Regions from separate parts of the Homo sapiens genome. Here region 2 is linked to region 1. A link is a contact called in ENCODE Hi-C or POLR2A ChIA-PET data. All regions are on one chromosome and are shown on one strand. The core of a region is the stretch at or near the end of the contact, and the rest is flanking DNA. Distances in the headings are between cores, read along the strand shown. Region 1 has its middle 110 kb from the start of SIPA1L1. Region 2 overlaps SIPA1L1 (signal induced proliferation associated 1 like 1).

The links. Hi-C counts contacts between places; a loop is a spot of excess contacts on that map. ChIA-PET counts read pairs that join two places held with the same protein, here RNA polymerase II (POLR2A). Pooled maps may share reads with other maps.
Region 2: POLR2A ChIA-PET joins it to region 1 with 10 read pairs in BJ. The contact joins two enhancer-like sites. A Hi-C loop is called at or near these places in 3 of 50 pooled maps. POLR2A ChIA-PET finds 5 or more read pairs at or near these places in 2 of 52 experiments (BJ and Panc1).

What each region holds. Positions count from the first base shown.
Region 1 is chr14:71,204,350-71,209,932 of GRCh38, forward strand. No RefSeq gene overlaps it. Among named protein-coding and RNA genes, the nearest start is that of SIPA1L1, 110 kb to the right of the region's middle. Within about 2 kb of position 2,587, at least 6 of the 41 ENCODE cell types and tissues checked have a DNase peak (open chromatin) inside an H3K27ac peak, as active enhancers do.
Region 2 is chr14:71,536,674-71,542,256 of GRCh38, forward strand. All of the region lies in intron 4 of SIPA1L1 (signal induced proliferation associated 1 like 1), which reads left to right. Among named protein-coding and RNA genes, the nearest start is that of SNORD56B, 140 kb to the left of the region's middle. Within about 2 kb of position 3,283, at least 4 of the 41 ENCODE cell types and tissues checked have a DNase peak (open chromatin) inside an H3K27ac peak, as active enhancers do.

The DNA of each region.
Region 1 (5,583 bases), core at 1,337-3,836:
AAAAAGTGCAGGTTACTCTGATAAGAGGCGTTTCAGGTAGAGAAGGAGAGTCACCAGGGAGGAATGCGCATTTGATGTAGCTGGTTTTTTTCTTTTATGTGGGAGAGACATAAACAAGTTTACAGGCTGAGGAGGAGGAACTTGTAGAAAGGAGGATGTTGAATAATTAGGAGAGGGGAGATAATTTATGGAGCAAAGATATGGCAGGGAGGGAAGGGATCAGGATGCAGGAAAAGGGATTTTCCTTAAACAGGAGACAGGAAGGCAAGGTCAGGAAGGACAGTGAGGCCCATCCAGTGGCCCTTATTCCTCCTGTGAAATCTAAGAGGAAGGTAGAGAGAGAAGGTCCCTCACAGCCCCCTCTGTGGGGCTTGAGAAGCAAGGAAGGCTTGAGGTGGCTGCTGGGAGCCTGGGAGTAATGCAGGGCAGATGAGCCCCTAAGTTGGGGCTTAACCCAGGAGGGTTCTTAGTTTCATCCAGGAAAGAATTCTAGGGTGAGCCAGTGGTGTTAGACAGCAACTTTGATTGAAGCAGCAGTGTGCAGCAGCAGGAGAGCAGGGCTACCCCTAGGCAGGGCAGTGCACCCAGAATGGCAGCTCAGAGGCAGTTCTGCAGTCATGTGTATACCCACTTTTAATAATATGCAAATTAAGGGGAAGATTATGCAGAAATTTCTAGAAAAAGAGTGGTAACTTATGGGTTGTCAGGTCATTACCATGGAAGGGCTGGTAACTTCCTGGTGTAGCCATGGCAATGGTAAACTGACATGGCATGCTGGTGGATGTGTCTTATGGAGAGGTGCTTTCGCCTCCTCCCTGTTTTAGCTAGTCCTCAACCTGGTCCAGTGTCTGAGCCGAGCCTCCAGAGTCAAGTCTTGCCTCCTACCTCAGGGAAACCTGGGGCCATAAAAATGTGCTAATACCACTGGGCCATGTTGTGAGCCTTGTCTGGGAATAGGGAGTGGGGACTTCTAGGGAAATTACCTGAGAATCATCAGGTGAGACTGATGAGTTTGGACATTCACTACCTCAGGAGGGCTGGTTTGAAAACCCAGGAGGCCCACCTCTGGTTCTGTTCCTGACCTTGCAATGATAGGATGTTAGGCAAACCTAAAAACTCTTGGGATTTCCACTATCTCACTGGTAGAGCCAGGGACTCATTAGCCTGGATTAGGAGTTGATGAAGTTGGAGAAAGTTGGCTAGAGACTCCCTGCTGCTCATGGAAAAAGCAGTGTATGTTACTAATGGCACCACCCACTGCCTGTAAGAGCAGATATTCATGGTAAAGCAAATTCCCTAAGGTCCATACAATTGTTTCCATGGGGTGCAGTGTCCAGTGGGAAATGATGAGGCTCTGTGTCCAGGATACCAGGAGCCCAGCCTGACGCTGCCTCTAAAAGCCTCTGTGGGGCTTTGGCTAGGTCATTGCATCTTCTGGCCTCAGTTTCCTCTTCTTGGTTTATGACAAAGCAGACACTTCTCAGGGGGTCGATTTCTGGCCATTTGGAATAGAGGGCAGCTTCACATTGTCTAGTGAGGGAGCTGCTCCTTTCCAAATAGGAAGGAGAAGAGAATCAAGAGTGAGTTTCTTGGCCAGGCACAGTGGCTCACGTCTGTAATCCCAGCACTTTGGGAGGCCAAGGCGGGTGAATCACTTGAGATCAGGAGTTCAAGACCAGCCTGGCCAACATGGTGAAATCCCATCTCTACCAAGAAATGCAAAAATTAGCCAGATGTGGTGTCCCGTGCCTATAGTCCCAGCTACTTAGGAAGCTGAGGCATGAGAATAGCTTGAACCAAGGAAGCAGAGGTTGCAGTGAGTCAAGATCGCACCAATGCACTCCAGCCTGGGTGACAGAGTGAGACCCTGTCTTAAAAAAAAAAGAGTTGAGTTTCTCATCTCTTCTCCCCAACCCAACAGTAAGCACAAATATCACAGATTTTCAGAGAGGGATCTGTGTGAACTCATCAGCCTAGTGACTAAGGCTTAGCATGGGTGCTGCAGCTGTGCATGGGCACCCATCATCAGACACAGCCTTCTGATCACTTGATATGGTTTGGCTGTGTCCCCACCCAAATCTCATCGTTAGCTCCCATAATTCCCACATTTTGTAGGAGGGACCCAGTGGGAGATAAATGAATCATGGGCATGGTTTCCCCCATACTGTTCTCTTGGTAGTGAATAAGTATCACGAGATCTGATGGTTTTATAAGGGGAAACCCCTTTCACTTGGTTCTCGTTCTCACTTTGCCTGCCACCATGTAAGACCTGCCTTTGTTCTTCCCTTGCCTTCCGCCATGATTGTGAGGCCTCCCCAGCCATGTGGAACTGTGAGTCCATTAAACCTCTTTTTCTTTATAAATTACCCAGTCTCGAGGACGTCTTATCAGCAGCATGAAAACGGACTAATACATCACCTCTCGTCACATGCTCCAGCCTCTGCACAAGGCTCTGTTGTTTCTGTTCTCAATCCCAGTCCCCAGTTAGTCCCGAAGCTGAGAGCTGGACACAGGCTGTTGCAGTGGCTGAACCTGAACAGAACCAGAGCTGCTGGCTCACTGGCTGCAGGCAGCTTGTTCTCTGCCCTCTACAAGGATCTGGGATTTATTTAGCCTGTTTCCCTGGCAGCGCTGGTTACAGTGGCAGCATCTGCTTCCCCAGGAGGCTGAGTGAGTCACAGCCACCTACGCTAACCCTTGGCACAGCACAACTCTGTTCTGCTGGGGACCACTGATAATAAGCCAGCAGGAAGATGCTGGAACACAGGCTCGATGCAGACAGTGCACTGGGCATGGGGTCCTGGGAAAGGCTTACCTACCTCCTCGTGCAAAAGAGGTTAAGGCTGGAGGCTGAGTTAACCCTGGCACGCTCTCCCTACAAGAGCTGTTAAGTCTGCTTAACAACTTAACAAAGTGGCTCACCTCAGCTGCTGCCAGCAGCTACAAGGTCTCATGGGAAAGGCCTGCAGGATTTTGGACTCCAAGTCCAGGCCCTCTTTTCACTATGCAAGGATAAGCCCTCAAATTTGTCTTTCCACGGCCACCTCTGCACCCATATTGGCCCCTGGTTCCTTCTGGCTCTCAACCCCAGGACCTTCTTTTAAGACATCGTCAGTCCCTCCTCTGGGCAGCAGTCCTCAAAACTGTATTCTTTCCCAGGCCCACCCCTTCCTGAAACTTTTATTTCCTCCATCTTGTCTCCCCTTATCATCTGGGTAATCTGAAAAAAATTAGTTGATCCCATGTTGTTAATGACTAATAACAGGTTATAGCGCTAGTCTCACAGGTGTTGCATTTACTCTTGACTTTGAAAGCCAGAGAGAACATCAGTCGTATGCAATGGTTTCTCCAAATATAGTCCCTGGATTTGTAGCATCAGCTTCATCAGAGAGTTTATTAGAAATGCACATTCCCAGTCCCCACTCCAAACAAATTACATCACAGATTCTGGGGTGGGCACTGACAATCTGTTTGAATCAGCCCTCCAGGGGACTCAGATGCACGCCACGGTCTGAGGACCCCTGGTCTAAGGAAAGAGATCTATAGCAGTGTATTCTCCACCCTGTGGGGAATGGAGAATTTTTGTCCGTACTTGTCTGGATTCACAGTACAGCTGCAAATATCTCTCTGTTTCATGCAAGCCACACTGAAGAGGCTTGAGTAGGCAAAGACCCCATTTGCTCCAACTCTGGGGGTTTTCCTATGTCCTTCCTCCAGATTGTTTGAGTCGCATGGAAAGAAACTGGTGTTTTTTTCATGTGTGGAAAAGGGCAGCATTGCCTCACCTGCCACAGAGAGGGCTTTAGGGATAAAAGGAAACCCACCCATTGGAAATGAACAATCTAGCCATCCTGTTTCCTAAGAGCTGAGGAATTCAAGCAGAGGGAAAAGAGACTGATAATATTTATTAATCAATGTGAATTACTCTTTCTTCTATCAATTCTTTTTGAACATTTACAGATTGCTCCTATGCTGAGCCCCACGGCCCCACCCTCAGATAGCTTACAGGAGAGTGAGACCATCAGTCAGAATGGGTTGGGCTATGCCATGGTAACAAACAACCCCACAGTCTTGGGGCCTTAACATAACAAAGGCTCATCTTGCAAATGCTTCATATCCAATGAGGGTCTGCTCTGCTCCACAAAATCACTCAGGGGCTCAGGGCAATGGAGAATCCACTATCTTGCAGCTGCCCTAGTCATTGCAGCAGGGGAAGAAACAGCTGGAGGTGGTCAGGTGCTCATCCAGAAGTAAATTCCAACACTTCTGCTTACATCTCACTGGGCAGAATCAGTCCCATGGCTTTACTAACTCCAAGGAGCCAGCAGGTGTATGCCAAAAGAGAGAAACATGGATATAGTTGGATATTAAAAGACTTTACCACACTAAGACCACTCATTTATTCATTCACTTATTCTTGAATAAATATTTACAGAATGCTTACCACATATCAAGCATTAGGCCAGACCCTGGGGATATAGCATCCCCAGAGCCGCTGCCTTTGCACATTAGAGACAGCCATTAATATTACATTGGTGCAAACAGTGCCCCCTGCAGGTGTGCAACACAGGAGCCCTGCTGTCTTTTATTTTTCCTGTTTATGTTATGTTTTATCATTACTATCTATCTTCCCCACCAGAAAGCAAAGTGAGAGAGCTGAGATTTTGTCTGAGTTGCTCGCTGCTATATTTCTGGAGTTTAACACAGTGCCTAGTGACCTCAATAAATATTTAAGTAAATGACTGAAAATGAAAAATTATTGACTATGTTCCCCATCAGTCCCTGCCTTCATGGAGCTTATAATCTGCTGAGTCAGGAGTTGTGTAAACAATTAGCTGAAGTATTGAGAAAAATCACGCACTAGACAGAGTGAAATACAGGTCAAGTAAAAACCTGGGCCACGTGCCTTGGGAGCGTGAAAAAGCCGGGGATCATTTTTGACCATGGGTAGGATCAGGGAGATTAACCTTGTTTTACAGGTGAAAAATGAAGATCCAGAGAGGCTTGCAGTGGGCCTGCCCATCAAGGGGTGAGCAGCAAGGCAGGCAGAAGAATCCTGCCCTACCTCTTGTTTTGGTATTTTTTCTTCTCCCTACACTAATAACTAACAAAGCTTTATATAGTCAGCCTTCCCTACCTGCTGGGTCCGCATCCATGGACTCAACCAATTGCAGATTGAAAACATTAAACAACAACAACAACAACAATAAAAATAATACAATTTAAAAAATCAATACAGTGTAATGACCATTTGTATAGCGCTTACATTTTATTAGGTTTTAAAAGTAACCTAGAGATGATTTAAAGTATATGGGAGGCTGTGTGTAGGTTATATGCAAATACTACACCATTTTATATTGTGGACTTAAGCATCCTTGGATTTTGGTGTCCTGGGGTGAGGGGGTCCTGGAATCAATCCCCCTCAGATATCGAATGATGACTGTATTTGTACAGCACTTTACCATTTTCCAACAGCTTTCATATACTACATATCTATAACTAGTCTTTAAGGATTAAAAGCCTTAAAAGTCTCTCTCTAGTCCCCACCCCACCATCCTATACCCAGCCTCAGAATTTGGTCCT
Region 2 (5,583 bases), core at 2,033-4,532, 330 kb after region 1:
TGGTTATACAACAGTAGCTTGCTGGATTTCACTTCTGCAGTTGCAGTCCCTTCCATTGAGAGACTGATTTAAATTAGGCGAATATTGCCAAGTTTTAAATTATAATGTTGTATTGTTGGAAAATGCTCAAATGTTGATTCTCTGGCGTTATAATGTGTTTTTAATTTTAAGCATCACATTGAGATTTTAGCATTTAAATACCTGAAGGAAGCGATACGCAAATTTTAACTTGTTAAAAAATATTAATAAGTAGCAGTTGTTTCTTTCTTGCCTGTTTTTCTTTTATGGAATATTTAGATTTTGTATGGTCATATGCAATAGTTCTGAACTCTTGTCTTCTTATGCACAATGTTAGGGTTGTGCATGGGTTGGTTTTCTTGCACAGCTCTCATTAGATTTATTTCAGTTACCTATTCACAGCCCTAATGGTAGTGACATCCCTGTTTATTTACTTCTTGGATTCTTACCAAGTTACAACATGATCTCTTTATCCTTGGGCTGCTGATTCTATTAAGTTTACTATTTCTTTTATTTATTTACTTATTTTTTTGAGACAGAGTCTAGCTCTGTTGCCCGGAGTGCAGTGGCGCGATCTTGGCTCACTGCAACCTCCACTTCTTGGGTTCAAATGGTTCTCCCACCTCCACCTCTCAAGTAGCTGGGATTACAGGCGTGTGCCACCAGGCCCGGCTAATTTTTGGTATTTTTTTTAGTAGGGACAGGGTTTCACCATATTGGCCAGGCTGGTCTCGGACTCCTGACCTCAGGTGATCCAACCGCCTCAGCCTCCCAAAGTGCTGGGATCACAGGCATGAGCCACCAATCCTGGCTAAGTTTACTACTTCTACACGAAGACAGACTGATAGGTTTTTATTTTAGATAAGCAATTCCAGTGTAATCTCTTTTCAGAGGATTTAGATAAAGTATTTTCAGTTGGCCTCCCATTCCTCCTTCTCATTCCTTCAGTGTGGGCGAGTGGGCTATCTTTTTTCCCCTGCATCTTCATTTCCTTTTCTCTCTCTCTCTTTTTTTTTTTCTCCCTTGACAGAGAAGTTTTACTTTCTTCTAAGTGGAGGATGGTAGTAAAAATCAAGTTCAGGTAAAGAATGAAGTTGTGGGCCAGATTTGGGAAGAAAATGAGAGAGAAAAAGAGTTCAGGTGAGGAATTTGTAGTCTTAAAAAGTAAAATCTGCCACTGTTCCTTTAGCTGTTTCTGTGTGACCCTGAATTGGACCAGGTAACTGCCATTTTCTCATCAGGGTCTGAGGATGGCATTTGAGCAATAGCTAGCTTGTCAGTGTTTGTTTTTATAATGCATAGTCAGTTAAGAGTTTGACTGACTTGCTGATTTGTTAACTGCAGGGGGAAAAAAAAGATTCACTCTCTCCTTTCTAATTTCTTACCAGATGAATTCCTCCTTCATCAGTTCTGTGAAGAGGCTATGAAATAATTTGAACAGTTTTTATTTTTAATAATTGAATCTTCTTCCCTACTGTTATACACTAAGATCTCCCTTTTTCTCAAAAGGAGTGAGAAGTTATTTTCCCTTCAGGTTTTAAGGTAAGAATTGGTCCCAGCGAGGTGATTTCTAACTATTCTTACTTTTTTTTTTCTTCAGTCTTCCATAAATTAGCCGAAATAAAATTTTGTTCTGAAATTTTACCAAATTCTTTGAGATTCTTGGAGTCCTCTAGAGGTGGTATGGAGCCACAGCTTGGAATAATTGCTTTAGGAATAATCCTTCCACCTGGTACACAGGGACATCATCCTTTGCAAGGAAGGCGGTTAAATGTGTGTAGTCTGGCAGATTGGGATCTGGACTCCTGAGTGTGTCTCTTCTGCCTTCTTTAGTTTGCTGTTTCAGATCTCTCTGTCCTTATTGCCAAGTCAGGTCTCTAAGCTTCATTGTCAAGTTCACTGTCTTCCTAAGGTTGTAATAGCGGCAGGGTCATGGTGCTTTTTGGAGTTTGTGTCTGTTTTCTGGTGTTTGCTGGATACAAGACGGCAAAGTAGTCCCATTTCTGTTGCAGTGCTTGATAAATGCAGGGTCATGGTGCTTTTTGGAGTTTGTGTCTGTTTTCTGGTGTTTGCTGGATACAAGACGGCAAAGTAGTCCCATTTCTGTTGCAGTGCTTGATAAATGACTGAAGAAAGGAAAAAGGAGAGAAAGAAACAAAGAAAATCTGATTTCTTAAGTAGTTACAGTCTGTTCTTCAGACTGTTTTTTGTTTGTTTGTTTTGATGGTGTTTATTAAATGTGCACATCATTAACTGCAGTCATACAGGGTTGCTTTCAAATCTGGGAGAACACAGTGGTCTACAAAGTAGCTTCTTAGTATTTCTCAACTGTTTTTCAGCACAAGGGAAGATGCACTCATTTTGATTTCCTTCGTTTTTTCCTCCAAGAGCAGAGAGCCGCATTGTTTTTCCTGTGACCTTTATAAAGCCATGTGGTCTGTTTGGAGGACAGTCAGTGCACACTCCATTCAAGGATGCTCTCTACAGTCCTTCCTGCTCCTTGGCCCGTTTTCCAAAATGAGATAATGAATATAAAAACACTCTCTCATAAGCTGTAGAAGTGTCAGAAATGGAGGAGAATATTGTCTTTACTATATTACTCTTTGCTTGTGTGGCCTAGTGTAAATATTCTCTATTCACTACATGATCTCCATTGGTGAAATGGCTGCTTTTGACAATACTGTTTCCAGAGAATAGCTACTTCTCGATTAGGCCAGCTTGGAACTTTTCCAATGGAAAACTATTTGCACATTGAACAAATATGACATATATTGCATTAAAATGAGTTGCTGGTATTTCATAATATTTAGAAGTTGAAGAATCACTGCCCTTTATGTATGGCAGTAAATTTCTTTTGGCAGTGACCATGAAGTTCTTGGCCACATGAGAAATAACTGACCAGAGAGTCTGAATCTAACTTCTTATTCAGAGAGGACTGTTTCTCTGACAGATGGATTTTGTAGCCTTTGTCGAGCTTTTATATAGAATAATGCTTTTTGTTTTGTGATTTAACTCATTGCCCTCAGGCTTTTCAATTTGTATATGTTGATTTGAAGAGCTCTTCCCATGGAGAGATGTGTGACCTGGACTACAGGAAATATAATGTGCAGGAAGAGTTGGGGAGGGGGGCATTTCCTTCCTCGATCTCCCAAAATAGCCAAGTAATTAAATCTATTACTGTAGCTAGAAAGCAGAACTATTGTCTATATTGTCAGCAACACCCTAAGGGTGAAGAGAAGCTGCCTGCCTCTGTGCAAGACATTATCTGAGCAGGCGCCTCATCCAGTGGGACGATGCCATCCACATTTGGAAGCAGGCTGAGAAATGCTTCGGCACTGGCAGCAACTCCTCATCAGAAATGCTCTCTCGCATTTTATAGTAAACCTGTGTTGACTCTGGTGGGGAGCTCTAAAAATACCTTATCATGGAGATTTGACATTTCTTATAGCAGCCGATAGTTTACATTGACAAGCCCCTTGGAATTGTTTCAGAACACTAATCACTTGCTGTCAGCAGCTAGTTCCTCTGAGGGGAAGAGCGGGGCTGATCCTGCCTCTGTTGTGAGACTGCATGATTAGAGGGACATTTCTGAATTCATGTCCATTCCTTCATTTCCAGTGCATACTGAAATCAAAATACCATCAAAGGCTGATAGAACTGATTCACAGAATTTGTTTTTAGGAATTTTGGATTTTTTAAAGTACAGCTAAGCCTGGTGGTGGCTCATGTCTGTAATCCCAGCACCTTGGGAGGCTGAGGTGGGAGAATTGTTTGAAGCCAGGAGCTCAAGAGCAGCCTGGGCAATATAGCAAGACCGCATCTCTACGAAAAATAAAATTTAAAAAATTTTAAAACTAAATAAAAAGTGCTGTGTTATAGCTAGGACAAACAAAAAAAAGGTTGTGTCATTTGTCTTGGAAGTGATGTCTTTGCTGAATGAGAAAAAGAATACAGTGACAAGGGAAGCAGTTTCACTGCTGAAAACATTCTGACTCTTGTTAGAACAGAATTTTCCTCCTCCAAGAGAGATGGTTATTTAGACATGACATTGTTTGAAATTAGGGCAAAATCATGTAGTGTTTTAAAAAAGTACTCAAATATACAGTGAAAAGAAAGCCAAGCTGTAACGCATTAATCAGAACTTATTCATGCTGGCTGGGCAGGGTGGCTCAGGCCTGTAATCCCAGCACTTTGGGAGGTCCAAGTAGGCGGATTGCCTGAGGTCAGGAGTTTGAGACCAGCCTGGCCAACATGGTGAAACCCCAACTCTACTAAAAAGAAAAAAAATTAGCCAGACGTGGTGGCACACACCTGTAGTCTCAGCTACTCAGGAGGCTGAAGCAGGAGAATTGCTTGAACTCGGGAGGTGGAGGTTGCAGTGAGCCAAGATTCTCCAGCCTGGGTGACAGAGCGAAACTCCATCTTTAAAAAAAAAAAGAAGAAGAACTTATTTATGCTATATGGAAGATAATTTTTTCTCTCTCCTTCTGGTGAGAATAATTTGCTGCTCCATGTGAGGTTAAGTTAGTTCCTTTATTGGATCATTTATTAAATGTTAAGTTCTGCCTATGGATGAGTACATTAACCAAGAGGGCATGTTTCATTTTTAGAATAATTGACTAATGTAAGGATTCTAATGTTTATTATATCTATAACAATTCCTCTTTAAGGATAAGTAAATAAAGACCCAAATGCATAGTTACTTGTTAAAAGTAGCAAAACAAGTCATTCAAAGAGCAGGAAACAGATGGGCCAGTGCATGTTTCTTTCTATAAAAGTTAATCTCAGCCAGAAGCGGCAGCTCATGCCTATAATCCCCCAGCACTTTGGGAGGCCAAGGTGAGAGGATTGCTTGAGCCCAGGAGTTTGAGACCACCCTGGGTAACATAGTGAGACCCTATCGCTACATAAATAAGAATTAAAAAATAAAAATTAGCCGGGCATGTTGGCACACACCTGTAGTCCTAGCTGCTTGGGAGGCTGAAGCAGGAGGATTACTTGAGTCTAGAAGGTCAAGGCTGCAGTGAGCTATAATTATGCTACTGCATTCCAGCCTGGGTGACAGAGTGAAACTCTGTCTCTGACAACAGCAACAGAAACATTAAGGTATGTTGACACAATGCATACATCATTCAAAACAGAGATTCTAGTGCCAGTTATTGTGTCATTATTTTTAGATAAGTATTGTAGCCATTGCACAGTAATAGCTCAAGGCTCCCCATTCCATATATTTCCCATTGGATGGCACAAAGGAATTCTAAAACACGTAAGGATCAGTAATAACTTACTGACTTTGGGGTTAAGGGACAGGAGGAAATCAATGGCACGACCATGGATCCAACCTGCTAGAGAATGAACTTACTTCCCAGTCCCCCAACTCCTTATTTCTATATTTTTATTTTTTTAGAAATAGGGTCTTACTCTATCACCCAGCCTGGAGTACAGTGCACAGTCGTAGTTCACTGGCAGGCTTGAACTCCTGGGCTCCAGCTCAAGCCGTCCTCCCCACTCAGCCTCCCAAGTAGTTAGGTGTGCACCACCATGCCTGGCTCCTCCTCCTCCTCC